2 separate regions of the Mus musculus genome follow, and region 1 is linked to region 2. A link is a loop called in an ENCODE intact Hi-C map of the cell type or tissue named here. Cell type or tissue: left cerebral cortex. All regions are shown on one strand. Links, peaks and the distances in the headings refer to the core of each region. The heading gives the core; the rest is flanking DNA. Region 1 holds the start of Rab11fip4 (RAB11 family interacting protein 4 (class II)). Region 2 overlaps Rab11fip4 (RAB11 family interacting protein 4 (class II)).

Evidence for each region. Hi-C counts contacts between places; a loop is a spot of excess contacts. Peaks named below come from ENCODE experiments on the same cell type or tissue, not always from the same donor. Only the 100,000 strongest peaks of a DNase experiment are listed, where the experiment ranks them.
Region 1: a loop joins it to region 2, with 5 times the contacts of the local background. A loop is called at or near these places in 40 of 42 quality-filtered maps.

What each region holds. Positions count from the first base shown.
Region 1 is chr11:79,588,399-79,591,301 of GRCm38, reverse strand. Rab11fip4 (RAB11 family interacting protein 4 (class II)) reads right to left here and starts at 90. Exons shown (of 15, transcript NM_175543.3): 1 at 1-90. The coding sequence starts at 26. In left cerebral cortex, for the core only: CTCF peaks have their summits at 1,405 (motif pointing left) and 1,813; a DNase peak (open chromatin) is centred at 1,797; H3K4me3 peaks cover 511 bases; H3K27ac peaks cover 413 bases.
Region 2 is chr11:79,685,204-79,688,106 of GRCm38, reverse strand. Rab11fip4 (RAB11 family interacting protein 4 (class II)) reads right to left here. Exons shown (of 15, transcript NM_175543.3): 9 at 2,618-2,721; 10 at 1,415-1,555. Among named protein-coding and RNA genes, the nearest start is that of Rab11fip4os2, 12 kb to the right of the region's middle. In left cerebral cortex, for the core only: a CTCF peak has its summit at 1,151 (motif pointing right); a DNase peak (open chromatin) is centred at 1,158.

The DNA of each region.
Region 1 (2,903 bases), core at 272-2,771, 97 kb after region 2:
CCCGCCCAGCCCGCGCCACCCGCCATCCGCGCCGCCGGCAGCTAGCCCAAGCCCCGCGCTGCCGCCTTCGCCATCGCGCTCGCACCGCCCGGGTCTGCGGCGCGCAGCCTCCGCCCGCGGCGGCCGCTCGTGTCAGCCGCTCGTGTCTGCCGCGCGCCGCGGGCCCGCGTGGGGGCGGGGCGGGGCGGGGCTGCAGACAAAAGGACCCGAGCCTCCCCAGGCTCCGCCCCTCCTAGACCTGAGCTGGAGTTGGGGGGTGGGGGGTGGTTGGAACTCAGCGCGGCCCGTGCACCCCGCGGCTAGCCAGTGTGCACCGGCCGCGTCCTTTGTCAGCGCTGGGTGTTGCAGGTGTTCCTTGCCTAGTATTCGATTGCTGCTTTCGCTTCCCTGGAAGCGGAGACCCCTGAGAAGCCGTTCCGCTTGTTGAAGGAAAGGGATGGGCGCAGTGTGGAGGAGCAGGGAACCTTAGAATGGTGGCGGGTGGAGGGGACTAGAAGTGGTGGTGGGAGGAAGTGTCTTCCATTAGGCTTAGTGTCAACAGGGCCCAGAAACACCGGTGGCTTGGGAACCCGTAGCTCCTGTCCTCTCTTATTTTGCTGGCAGCCTCTCAGAGCTCGGGACTCCATCCTGGGTGTGGACGACCCAACCAATTTTGCCTTCTCCTAGTGAAGTTCAACTGAGCAGAGGTCAAGCCTAGTCTCCCGTCTACCCATCAACCTTGTTCAGCACAACAGACCACTTAGGAGTGGTTGCGCCCAACTCAAGCACAGACCTTGCCTGAGCCCCCAGATATGCGCAGGCTTCTTCCTCAGTCTGTCTCACCTCAGTTCTGAGCCCTTCTTCCAAATCCCCATGCATTTCTAAAACTTTGCTAGGGTGTGCATGGTGGGAAACTCTAAGGGTTATGCTATGTCTTAGTGTCCTCATGTTTTTGATCTCTGGTCAAGTGTGAGCCCAGAGCAATTCAGTGGTGTGAACAGGGAGTGCAGGGGACTTGTACCCAGTTTGGCACAAGGACCACACAGGGCCTCCCTCTCTGAGCCTCCAATTCCATTCTGGTCTTCAGGATGAGTCTTAAATATGGATGTCCTGAGTGGCGACTGCTTAGTCTCCCCTGGAGTCAGGACTCCAAGGGTGAGCCAGGCTGTCCCCCCATTTGATGCTTTACTCTTCCAGAGGTCCAATCTCCCTGGGAAGAAAGCCTTGTGGCTTTAAGGATCAGAGTCTACCGTGTTCATGGAGTCAACCACTAGAGAGGGGAGGTGTACCGTCCTGAAAAGTGATTTTTGTTTTTGTTTTTGTTTTTCTTTTCTTGGTAGGTGGATGCCTCTCTGTGAGGTACTAACACATGAATGAATGAATGAATGAATGAATGAATGATAAATGGAAAGCAGGTTGCAGCTGGGGCCTGCCCCCTGGTGGGAGCTGCAAAAATGTCTCTCAGAGCCCACCCTGGTAACACAACCTGGAAAGCAAGAGACCTTCCTTGCTCACCTCAACTGCTCTACGTGAGGCCTCAGATCGATCACAGGGGAACCAAGCCCAAAGCCCAAGACCACATCCCAAGCTCTCCAAAGGCAGATTGGAAACAAATTCCAAAGCTATCCCGTATCAGACTCCTGGGACAATTCTGAACTCTGTCTGCCATTTCTCCAGAGCAGAGGTTACAAGCCTTGGCATCAGGACCGCCTCCTGCCTCTCGGAAATACCTTAGTTCCCTCCTGCCTCCAGGCCTGGGGTGACTGGCTCTGCGCCTTGTCTCTTCCAACTCCTGTGGCCCATTTGCTCGATTGCAGATTCTGTGGAGGTGGCGCCTCCTATAGGAAGTCTCCTTCTTGTTGGCTGCTCCTCCGTGCTCCAGAGCAAGGATCCTAATGCAACCTCGCGAATGAAGGAAGGGTCAGAGACAAGCTCAATGACAGGAGGGGGCTTCCTGACCATGGGTAGAACCGACAAGAGCCCTTCAGCCACAGTCCAGGAAGCTGAAGGGGTCGGAGAGAGACCATTTGCAGGGGCGCGATCCTGCCAACGCATGCATTTGACCTCCTGACTTCCAGAACTGAGAGGGATCACATTTGCGTTGCTTAAGCCACCAGGCTTTGGGTAGTTTGTGGTAAGCCCAACAGCACGTATGTGCGCTGTTGGTCCTAGGTCATGTTGGCAGCTGAGCCGGGCAAAGGTCTGATGCTCTTTCAGCTGCGTGATGCTCTGGGTCAGTCTTCCTGTCTGAAGCAGGGGTCGTACGTAGTCTCTGCTTTGCAGAGATCTCGTAGGATTCAATGTGAGCTTGTGTGCCATGTGTCTTGCCCAATGTCTGGCGCATAGTGGCCTATCCGTGTATCAGTATAGACTCAGAGCTAGTCTACAGGGAATGTATTGCTGAGGTGGAATCTCATGGAGCCCAGGTTGGACTCTGACTTGCTACGAAGCCACGATGATCTTGATCCTTCTGATCCTCCTGCCTCCAACCCCCTCCCCTGCAAGGGCTAGGATTACAGGCCTGAGCCATCCCGCATGGTTTATTCAGCATTGACGATGCAACCCAGGGCATCGTGTATTTTTCTCCACCAACTGCGCTCCAGCTCCAGCCCTAAAGGGCTGTATTTCTTCCTCTGTAGTCCATCCACCGGCCTCACCATCCAGGCTGCCCAGAAATGGGGCAGAACTCGCAGGTTCTTCCTGATCCCCCTGCTGATGCTATTTCTCAAGTCATGAATAATTATCACTCTGGAGGGGAGAAGGTGGTAAATTATTCTCCTCCTTCACCTGTCTCAGAATGCGCCTCAGCGGCAGAGTGTGGAGCGCTCACACACTTCCCATCATGCAGCGCGCCCTGGGGGTGATGGAGTCTGGTTGGCCTGGGCTACACTAGTGTGGTCCGGTGTCATAAAACTTCATTCTTC
Region 2 (2,903 bases), core at 114-2,613:
TCTGCTCTCTATTCTCCATCCCTAGCCCTCGTCTGGAATTCGGAGTGCTCACGGCAGCTTCTCTGATCGGAGGCAATGATTCTCTATGGAGTGATTCCAGACAGCTGCCCTACAGTGACCCAGTGGGGCTGGCACTCAGATGGTTTTATAGGCAGGTGAGATGGCTACAGAATGTACAGAACCACATCTGACTCTGGCAGTGCCCTCGCCCCAGCTTCTGCCTCCTCTTTCTGGAGAAGCTTTTATCAACCTTAATGAGGCCTTGGGTACCCTAGGAAGGCCTCCAGACAAGGGCCAGGGAGGAGTCTGGACCTCCGTGCTAAGAGGTGTGAAGCTGGCTAAGGAAGTGAGGAGGGAGTATGCCAATGATGGGAAGTACCATCCATGGCTGCACACGAACCGCCCCAGGAGCTGTGGGAAGGGCAGCAGGTAAGATTACCCTCAGAGCCTGACCTTCTGTGCTCCTGCTTCAGGCCCTGTTCACTGCCCTCTCTCCTCTACCTCTCTGTTCCCAGCCACCTCTCTTGAGCCTGTAGTCATTTAAAACAGGAGTGTTTAATGTGAGCAGCCCCTTAGGACTCCAGCCCCAGAGCCATATTGCAAATAACAGCCTCGAAAGCCGTGGTTCTCAATCTGGGGGTCCCTTATCAGAGAGCCTGCATATCAGACATTCATATTACAATTCTTCATGGTGGTAAAATTATAGTTATGAAATAGCAAACGAAATAATAATTTTATGGTTGGAGGTCACAACATGAGGCACTGTAGTGAAGAGTCCACAGCCTTAGGAAGGTTGAGAAGGTGTTGGGAAAGGTGGGGAGTCTCAGGCACATGAGTTGGGAGGTCTCCTCACCAATCTCTGCTTAAACACCTGGGCCGGGGAATACCAGGACAGTGCCTGTCCCTCCAGGGGCCCCACCACGCCCAGCCAGTGACAAGACCACAGCCTCATCACAAAGCACACGATGCATGGTGTGGGGCAGGCAGAGAAGGGGATAGACGGGGTTACACAGCAGACAGAAACCCTGTGACCAGGGCCGGTACTCTTCTTCCAGCCTCTGACTTGGGTTCTAGCAAGGAAGATGCTGGTGTATGCAGGAGGCCACAGGCTCAGCTTACCCACACTCAAATTCAGGAGACGATCTGACAGCAGGGGGCGCTCCAGGCCTAGCTATGAGACCCAGCCTTCTGACCCTCCTCTGTGGCTTCCTCTGCCCAAGCACCATGGCTACCATGAACTTTCACTCTGCCTACTCCCTGAAGAACTGGCCGGTGCAATTTTATAGTATCTTAAGTAGAAATGCTAGGACGATTGGCTCAGCTTTACCGGAAACCCTCGGGGGCAGCACTACCCTCGGGGTGCAGAGGGGCGGGGCGCTGCAGGCACGAGGCCTGGTGCCCGCCTGGTGCCCACCTGGTGTTGAGCAGCTCCAGCTCTGTGCTCTTTTCCCGCTCCAGCTTGCAGTAGACCTCACGGTGTCGCCGGGCCTCCTCCTCCAGCGCCTGCTCCGCTGTGGTCTCCTGATCCTTCACCATCTCCTCCAGCTCGTGCACCCTGAGGTGGGGCGCAGACGCGTTCAGTCGGGGTGCACTCTCGTCCCATCGAACAAGGGCCTGAGCCCTGTCGAGGCCCTCAGCACACTCACTGTGATGGTGGCGGGTTCCCAGGCCTATGGGCCCTGAGCTTAGCTGACAGGTGAATTAGGGACACTGTGACATCTAACAAGAAGTGTGTCAATCACACTCCAGGGAGAAGTAGATCTAGAGAAAAAGCTCCAGAGGGGAGCGAGGCCACACGGAAGACAGTGAAGGCAGCAGGCTTGGCCACAGCTACACCAATGGCTTCCAACTCTTACCCTCTCTTTTCTATGGACTTCCTGACCAGAGCCACTCCAATTACTTAGGTCCATCCTGGCAAATGGCCATAAGAAATCCAGAGCCAGGAAGAGGTCAGGCCCCTCTGGAGTGATAACCCAATGCTGGCTACCGGAAGTCCAACAGTCCACAGTCCCTCCATCGGGCTGGGCTGGGGCATACAAAAAGGCCATGTGGGGACCCAGCATGTGGGACCAGACCCAGCACAGAGAAGTCTACCAAGTTTCTTGCATCTGGGAGGCCAGACAGCATGGGAAGCATCCTTCCCAGTCTCCCTGCTATCTGTCCTTCCCAGTCTCCCTGCTGTCCATCCGTTCCATCACCATCTGGCCACACACAGCGCCTCCTGGGCCCTCCTGCCTTCCACTCCCTGCCACAGGGGCATGTCCCCGGGAAGGGAGGTCAGGCCCTAGCACTCTAAGCCAGTGGCTCTCAACCTTCCTAATACCTTCCCCCCCTCCCCACCCCCTGCACCCATAAAATTATTTTACACTTTATAAGTGTAATTCTGCTACTGTTATAAATTGTAAGTATCTGATATACAGGATATCTGACATGAAATCCCTGCAGGGGTTGTAGCCCACAGGTTGAGAACAGCTGTTCTCACTCGGTGGGAGTCACAAGCCCTGGGGCTATACACCCAGGGGAGTTATCTAGCAGGTCTAGAATCTAGACCAAGTGGCTCAGAGCCGGAGAGACTGGGGACCCACTCTGCGCTCCCCGGGGCCACCGTGCCCCAGACCTGTGCACCAGCTGCATGTTCTCTTGCTTCAGCTTGCTCTTCAGGCCCCCGCTCGTCAGGCTGTCGTTCTCCAGTTCTGTTACCTTTTTTTCCAGGAAGCTCACCTGCAGCATGGAGGGTGGGGCAGGGTACAACAGGCTTTTGAAGGCACGGAACTGAGAATCTAGAAAAGCCCACGACAAGGATCTCCAAATGACTACGCAAAAAAGAACGCTCATATTTTGAGAGGAAGGGAGGGCCACGTGATTAGAGCCCCTCTTGCCCTGGACTCCTAGGTGGGCATAGG